2 separate regions of the Homo sapiens genome follow, and region 1 is linked to region 2. A link is a contact called in ENCODE Hi-C or POLR2A ChIA-PET data. All regions are on one chromosome and are shown on one strand. Each heading gives the region's core, a stretch centred on a gene start or an enhancer-like site at or near the end of the contact. The rest is flanking DNA. Distances are from core to core; before and after follow the strand shown.

Region 1 (3,928 bases), core at 1-2,500, 150 kb after region 2:
TCTATCACCGGCAGGTCCTCAGTTAGGTACACGCCTGTCTTGCTTGGGTGTCAACGACAGGAAACTTAGCTATCGCTGGATGTCTGCTTCCGCCACTCCACAGCAGGTGGTATCCAGAGTGTGTAAGCAAGGTCAGGGGTGCGAAATTTGGAGAAGAAAACTCAGAGAAAAATGCAGACTGCTTTTTTTGGAAGGGGTGTTTTCAGTTGCAATTTCCATACTGAGGAGCTAGAAATTGGCTGGTAAGGTCTAGACATTAACTTAACTAAACGTGCATTCCTCCTCTTGAATTTGGACTTTATAAGGAATTTGGATTGTATAACCACACGATGGAAGCTGCGAGAGGCTTCTGAACAAGGTACTGACGGCGACCAGCTGTGATGACTAAAAAGACGATTCTGGTGGTGGTGGATACGGTGGCTGGAGATAAGAAAAACCTCGGTTCAAACGAGATCTGAATTTACCCACTAACTACGACCACGAGGAGTTTATTCCTTTATCTTTCCGTTTTCTCTCTCTCCCGAGAAGTGTCAAAAACAGGATTTGGAGGTGGCAGGATAATGGCCAAAATGGGTAGACAAGGTGGCGAACGATTCAACCAGGCTCTGGGCTTGGCGCATGGTGGGCGGTGGCGCCCACACCTGGGCCTGGGAACCCGCCGCTCGGGCATCACTGGCTGCCGCGGCGACCGGCGAGGACACATGACCGAGGAGCGAAAGGTCAGAAGACAAGGGGACTGTTACAGGAGCAGGGGAGCCGCCACTGGCTGCTAAGGCCGTGCAACTGGCGCCGAAGCGCACGATCTCCGCCCGCCCCGCAGCGCGTCGGGAACTGTAGTCCCTCCCTCTCCTGCTCCCTGGCCCAGGACGGGCTCCGGGACAGCGCCTATCCCTCTAGCTGTAAATCACGCACTTTCCTGTCCTGGACGCCGGGTCCTTCCACTTCTCAGGCGTCTGGAGCTTACGTCACGGGCGGGTCACCGCCCACATAGCGGAGGCCTTTAGGTGTCTATGGAAAGCCTGTCGTACAGCAAGGTGGCAATAAAGGATCGACCCTTAACAGTGGTAGGAATGCACCTTCGATCCTTCTACTCCTATTGGCTGCTCCTCTGTGGGCGTCTCCCCCGCCGCATAGCACAGCTCCTCTCCCGGTGTTGCTCAGGCAGCGCCTTAGGCAGCCCCGCGCCCAGGGGAGGGGCGGGGCGAGCCAGGGCGGGGCGGGGCGAGCCAGGGCGGGGCGGGGCCCTGACTGGACTGCGTCGCGCTCGGGGGCCGCGCCGGGTAGCGTTTCTTTTTAGTGCCTGAGGCAGCTCTGGCTCGGAGAGCCTTTTGCTAGCCCCACGGGGACCTCTGTGCACGGATGGACCCGCCCGGACCTGGCGGGAAGCGGCCTGGCAGGCGGCGGCCCCGGCGGCATCAGCAGAGACAGGACGGGGCCGACGCCGCGGGCCCCTGAGGCGTGCGTGCCCACCGGGCCCGGCGGCGGCACCATGATGCCGGGCGAGACCCATTCGGCGGCGCCCGGGACGGCGGCGGACCTGTCGCGATGTCAGGGCTGCGCCTCTCTGCAGCAGGTGCAGCACCTCCCGGGGCCCCGGGCGCGGGGGGGGACTCGGCTCGGCCGGCCGGGAGCGCAGGGATGTGGGGTCCGGCCGCGCGGGCTGTGCCTCAGTGCGCTGCTCTCCCTTCCCAACCGTAGCTCTTGCTCGCTCGTCTCTCTGCTCTCTTTTTCCTACATGAGTTTTGGGGACGGCTTTCTTTGCTTTATTTAAGCTTGAAACCCAGAGTTCATTGACTGGAATGCGCTGGTGTAACGGTGGGGGTGGAGTAAGCGAGGTTTGGAGGGCCCCCCACCTTCCCTACCCGGCCTCGGAGCTCCCTAGGGCAGACTCCGTAGGTCAGTGAGGGACAGGTGAAACGCCGAGGGCAGTTATCTCCCTGAGGATAACGCTTTGGTCTTCTGGCCCATCCTGAGTATTTGTTGTTTGGAGGCAGAATCTTACGTGACATGTGGGTTGTCTGAGTCTTAGACTCGAAGAGTCTAGGGAGGCGTTTCAGCTTATAGCAGATGTGCCATCCCGAGGCTAATTTTTTAAAAAGCAAGCCAAGTAATTGGTCAAGTAGCTTGTCAGTTGTTTGATAAAAGTAGTTTATGAAAGGCATGCAGAGACTGGAGGTTTCTAACAGCGGCGTGGGCTCTTCTTTAGAGTGACATAAGGGAGAATTGCTAGAGTATGGCTCCAGATCTTATGGGGTGGTACTTGGGCAATAGTGCCCCTCATTTCCCACGACTCTCCTAGCTGCCTGATGTCGGGGGTCTCTTTTAACTTCCTACTATCGCGGTTTCAGTGATAAAACGGAACTCACCAGCACCTCATTACCTACTCTGCCTAGTGTTCTAGGAACTACAGACATTGTGGTGAACAAAATAGGATCTCTCATAAGTAAGATGCATATGTGTGAATAAGGCCTCAGAAGATTTTAGGTGTTAGAAAATAAAGGAGGATGTTGGAATATTGGTCTTGTCTCTTAGCTAGAGTAGTCAGGTAGGGAATTTTTGAGTCAGTAACTTTCAGATATTTGAATAATGGGAAGGATCGGGCTGTCAGAAGAGATGTGGGAAGAGCTTCCTGGATAGAGGGATTAACAGGTGGAAAGGTTCCTTTGGTGAGAAGGAGCAGGGTGTCTTTGATGAGCAGAACATGGTATGGTTGGCATGAGCATAGTGCACACGGAAGATGGTTGATGAGACCAGACGGGAGTGCAGGCTAGGTAGGCCATGCCGAGAAACTTGGTTTGCATTTTAAGTGCAATATCTGTGAACTGATTGCAAACATTTTAAGTGTTGAAGGAAGGGGAGGAAGGAAATGTGCTGCTTTTGTGAGTAGAAGGAGAACTAACAGATCATTGCCTTCACTGAGCTGCATTGTGTAGGTATCTTATAACGCCCCCCCGCCCCCGCCACCACCACCCCAGGAACGTGATTGGAGTTCTCCCGAATCTTTAATACATTGTATTTATTATTCGAGCCAATTCACTCAACAAACATTTATTGATCACCTGCCGTATTTTAGACACTGCAATTATGGCATTAGGGGAGAAAAAGACAAAAATTCTTGATCTCTTGGAGCTTCCGTTCTAGGAGGGTGGCAGGATAAATGAAACAAATGAGTTATGTTAGAGGGTAATGAAAACGTTGTTGATGAATTGAACAGAGATGGGGAGGGAATGAATGGGTGAGGACTAGGCCAGTGGCTGTTGGAATTTAAGTAGGGAGTCCTGGAACGTTTATATTGGAGCAAAGGTGAGAGAATAATAAGCTCTGTAGAAATCTTGGAAGAAAAGTCTCCCATACAGTGGAAACATCAGATGTGAAGAACTGTAGCAGGAGCTGGCTTGGTGTGCTTGGGAAGAGCAAGAAGGCCAGTGAAGCTGGAGCGGAGTGAATGCTGGGAGTCAGGAAGGTAGGAGGAGGGCCTGATTGTGTGGGCTCCTGTAGACCATTGTTGGGGTTTGGGCGATGGAAATGGTGAGTCATTGGAGGCTTTTGTGCAGAAGAACTACTGATGTGAACTGTGCTTTTCAGTCATGGATCTGTTATGGTTAAATTTAGCAACTGTATTCTTCTGGTTGCTTAGGCCAGAAACTAGATGGCATCCTTGGTGCAGCTCTTTTTTTCTCATAACCTGTATCCAGTTTATCAGATTGTGTCCGCTCTGCCTTCATTATTCACCCACTTTTCAACATCTCCACTGCTTCCACCGTGGTGTGAACTACTCTAATGTATGGCCTAGAAATTGAATCTCCTTCCTTCTACCCTTGCCACATTTCCTGCTGTGGGTTCTCAAAACATCAATAAGAGTAATCCTAGATCCAGAGGTCTGCAAACTTTTTCTGTAAGGAGCAAGATCACAAGTATTTAGGCTTTG
Region 2 (3,641 bases), core at 673-3,172:
ACCTGCAATCTCCTCCATCTCCCTGCCCCACACTCTCCACCTGGGACCTCAGACTAAAGAGAAGGAAGCAATGACCAGCCCTTCCTCTTGCCAGAATCTCCCTGTGCCTCCAACCCCGCTGCTCTGCCCTCCCTCCCATCACAAAGGGCAGATGGTCCCGAGCCTCTAGAGGAGCCTTTGGAAGTTACTATTTTTTCCATATAAGTGACCCATTTCGCCCAGTGGTTCCTGTTGTTTTTCTGGCTGGGTCTCCTCTGCCTCCACCTCTCTACGCTTGGTCTTTCTGGTATTGAGAGATTTGGAGCTGAAGACATCCCTGCGTTCTGCTGTGTCCTATCTTCTACACTTGACTCTCTCAAACACGGTTTAATACACACATGCTGTCAAGAGCACTGTGTGCTGGAAGAAAAGGTGCAGTTCAGCAGCAGAGGGCCAGTCTAGGGGAAGCTGGAGCTGATGTGTCCTACAGCAAGTAGAAACATGAGACTGAGGCTGCCCCAAATCCACTTCAGTCAACCCTGGAGCCCTCCATCCGATGGCACCCTTTGACATGTGGACCTCCTATTTTGGAATGTTCATATTGCCCTCTGAAAGGGGAAACTTTGAGACAATACAGAAGCCTCTCTGTGAACCCAATGCCATGCTTTCCTGCCTGGGAGAATCTTAAGGAGAACCAAGTGGATCTCCCCGTCCATCGCCCACAAATAGCCAGGGCCTGATCGCACATGGAGCTTAGTAAATTTCTGTCTCACAGGAGAAACAAGATCTCCAGGCTCCCTTCCCACAACTCTCCTGCACTGGAATTCTTTCTATGGAGTGGTCTGGTTGCCATGGGTTATGTCCATGGGCCAGAGTCAGACAAAGGCGCTGGGCGGCATTGCACCTTGTCAAAGGTGCAGCCGTGACACTGCCTGCCTCCCTGGGCTCGACCCTGCCTTCCCCACTTCGGGCATGATCCAGGTCTCCTGTCTCCTAGGATAAGGTGAGGATTCCACGTAAATGCTCTCAGGTGTGATAAACACTCACTAAATCTTGGCTATGATTATTGTTGCTGTAAAAGGAGAAAGAAATTCACAACAGTTATGAATTTAGTCTATAAAGCAAAACTATCCATGGCAAAAACACAGAATAATGGACCTACATGGCATATGTCAACCCTTGGGGATTGTTGTTTCATTGTATGATTTTAACAATTGAGTTGGGAACATAGATTTTAATTTAAAATGTTGCTTTACTTTTCTTCTGAAATGCAAAATATATTTCTATTATGTCCTGGATACTAACAATTTTTTGTTCCTGATTAAATGTTCAGGAAACCCATGTTCCGTTTCTCTGAGGATGGAGTGTGCATCTTTCTTACTGAATTCTGCCTCCCTGAGAGGCTTCCCTGGCCTCTAGGCTGCAGGTACTCCGAGCTCTGTCCTCAGCAGCCTGGCAAAGCTGGAGCCACAGCCCCGAGGGAATAAGCCGCACTCTCCTTCCCCACAGTTCGTGCTCTGTCTGACACTAAGTGGGGCTCAGTGGGGTGTGATCTGATGTTTCATGTTCAACTTGAAGGAGGGTTCCACAAGGATTGAGGGGTGGAACCTGTAAAACATCTTAATCCACAGCCTTATCACTTTTAACTTAAATGAAAAAGGAAACCTGCTGTGCTGGCTGGAGCCCCAGCCTCCTCCTCAGCACCCAGAGGCCGTCCTGCAGCCTTGCAGGCTCCTGCAATTGCATTGCCAGATGGGATCCCCTAAGTCCTAAATCTCTGCAGGGGGCAGGGTGTTGGGTGTCTAGAAGTCTTCTTGCTGGAGATTCTCTTAAAATGGCTGTGCAGCCTCGGCCAGCAGGAGTATCCTGGAGAAATAACAGGCATCAGCAATTCCCAGTGGCTCCTCCAGGACCGGGGAGCTGTGCAGCCTGTGGCTCCCGCTCCTTCCGCTCCTCCCGCTCCTCCCTCACACGGAGGCTCCTCCCTGCGCGGGCACTGCCCAGACAAGCAGCCTACGGCCCTCCCGCGGCTGCCCCGCCCCCATCTGCATTCTAGCATGAATCAGGCCTTTTTATCACTTGCTTTTGAAACATGGATGATAAATCACACAAATATTTATTCCCTTTATACTTCTCAGTTTATCTAAATGGAGTGGCTCTTCGGGTCATTCATCTTAACTCTCGTTTTCTAAGCATTAACACTAATCACACACCTGCCAGGACAGGGGATTGAAGATACAAGAGGAAATGCTTTCCAGATGGTAAATGGAGACTTCCCCTCTGTTTTCAGGACTCTTCTAGGGATGCCAAGTAAGAGTCTAGATAACGCCGAGTAAGAGTCTGGATCACATATCGTGATCAAATGCTTTGTTTTCTCTGTAGCCCCGTCTCCACTTGATATTTGGATGGCTTATTCTTCTTGCTTATACAAACCCATTAGTGGAATAATTCCTTTTACAACCAAGATACATGGGTCCGTAGCTCTGCCTGCTGGTTGCACACTCTAGAAATGAAAGATAAGGCTCAGCAGGGCAGCTTTATTTCCACTGCTCTCCTATAGAAACACTTGCAATGAAAAGGGGGGAGCAATTTCCTTTTCTGTAGTTGCTTATCTCTTTTCGATCTGAGGCCGTGAAAATACTAATCACCCAGTAATGCACCCGTTACCAAGGGAATGAAAAGAAATCTGGTTGCTTAGGTGGTGTTTGTGTAGGAGAGGGTTTTGCTCACAGGAATGCTGGAGAAGTGAACATCTCGGTTCATTTAATTATCTAAGTAGCTGAGCGTTCCCAAGCAGCAGGATGGGCTTCCTGGGAGTGAGACCTGCGCAGCCTCCAGTGCTCCCTGCTCAGAGGAGCCTCCTGTGTAGTTTTATTCTCGGCTGTTGCTGATATGAAATTCCAAAGGATTTTTTTTTTTTTTTTTTTGAGATGGAGTCTTGCTCTGTCACCCAGGCTGGAGTGCAGTGGCGCAATCTCGGCTCACTGCAAGCGCCGCCTCCCGAGTTCACACCATTCTCCTGCCTCAACCTCCTGAGTAGCTGGGACTACAGGCACCCGCCACTACGCCTGGCTAATTTTTTTTTTGTATTTTTAGTAGAGATGGGGTTTCACTGTGTTAGCCAGGATGGTCTCGATCTCCTGACCTGGTGATCCGCCTGCCTCGGCCTCCCAAAGTGCTGGGATTACAGGCGTGAGCCACTGCCCCCGGCCCCAAAGGATTTTTAACAAGGGGCCTGGCACATTTGTTTTGCACTGGGGCCCACGAACGGCACAGTCAGGGTGGCAGGCAGCCCCACTTCTGTGTCAACATGGCTTTCTGGAATATTTGGGGATTGTATTAGAATGCTTGGTGTTTTAGCAAATCTACTATGCATTCATTACTTGAGTTCAAGAAGCCATTCTATACTGTTGTCAGATCATGGGTGTGAGCCTCCAAGGTCCGCAGGCAGTGGCTCTCTGCAGTTACTTTCTTTGTGCTTCTGGAATGAGAGCCAGTTTTACTCAACTTTGGAGTACTTGCAGGGGGAAGAAGTAACCATGAGGGGCCCTTCCAGAGTCATTAGAGCTTTGTTCTGTAGATCCCAAGGTTTGCCCTCTCTGCTGAGAGAGAGCCCAGTGGGGTGGACACGGGACTGTGTGTCTCACCCACAGAAGCCACCG

The links. A loop is a pair of places that touch in the nucleus more often than their neighbours do. ChIA-PET counts read pairs that join two places held with the same protein, here RNA polymerase II (POLR2A). Pooled maps may share reads with other maps.
Region 1: a loop to region 2 is called in a map of mammary epithelial cell, with 9 times the contacts of the local background. The contact joins the promoter of ICE1 here to the enhancer-like site in region 2. A Hi-C loop is called at or near these places in 3 of 168 maps with a recorded cell type or tissue (PC-3, PC-9 and mammary epithelial cell) and 2 of 50 pooled maps. POLR2A ChIA-PET finds 5 or more read pairs at or near these places in 1 of 52 experiments (HEK293T).

Annotation. Positions count from the first base shown.
Region 1 is chr5:5,421,427-5,425,354 of GRCh38, forward strand. ICE1 (interactor of little elongation complex ELL subunit 1) reads left to right here and starts at 1,251. Exons shown (of 19, transcript NM_015325.3): 1 at 1,251-1,573. The coding sequence starts at 1,490. LOC101929200 (a long non-coding RNA gene) reads right to left here and starts at 703. Exons shown (of 6, transcript XR_001742583.3): 1 at 1-703. RefSeq lists enhancers at 1-497, 498-1,008, 874-1,123 and silencers at 1,154-1,483, 1,544-1,683.
Region 2 is chr5:5,269,474-5,273,114 of GRCh38, forward strand. The region is part of intron 18 of ADAMTS16 (ADAM metallopeptidase with thrombospondin type 1 motif 16); the gene reads left to right. All of the region lies in intron 5 of LOC101929200 (a long non-coding RNA gene), which reads right to left. Among named protein-coding and RNA genes, the nearest start is that of ADAMTS16-AS1, 95 kb to the left of the region's middle. RefSeq lists an enhancer at 1,822-2,482. Within about 2 kb of position 1,923, at least 7 of the 41 ENCODE cell types and tissues checked have a DNase peak (open chromatin) inside an H3K27ac peak, as active enhancers do; they include PC-9 and mammary epithelial cell, where a contact is called at or near this core.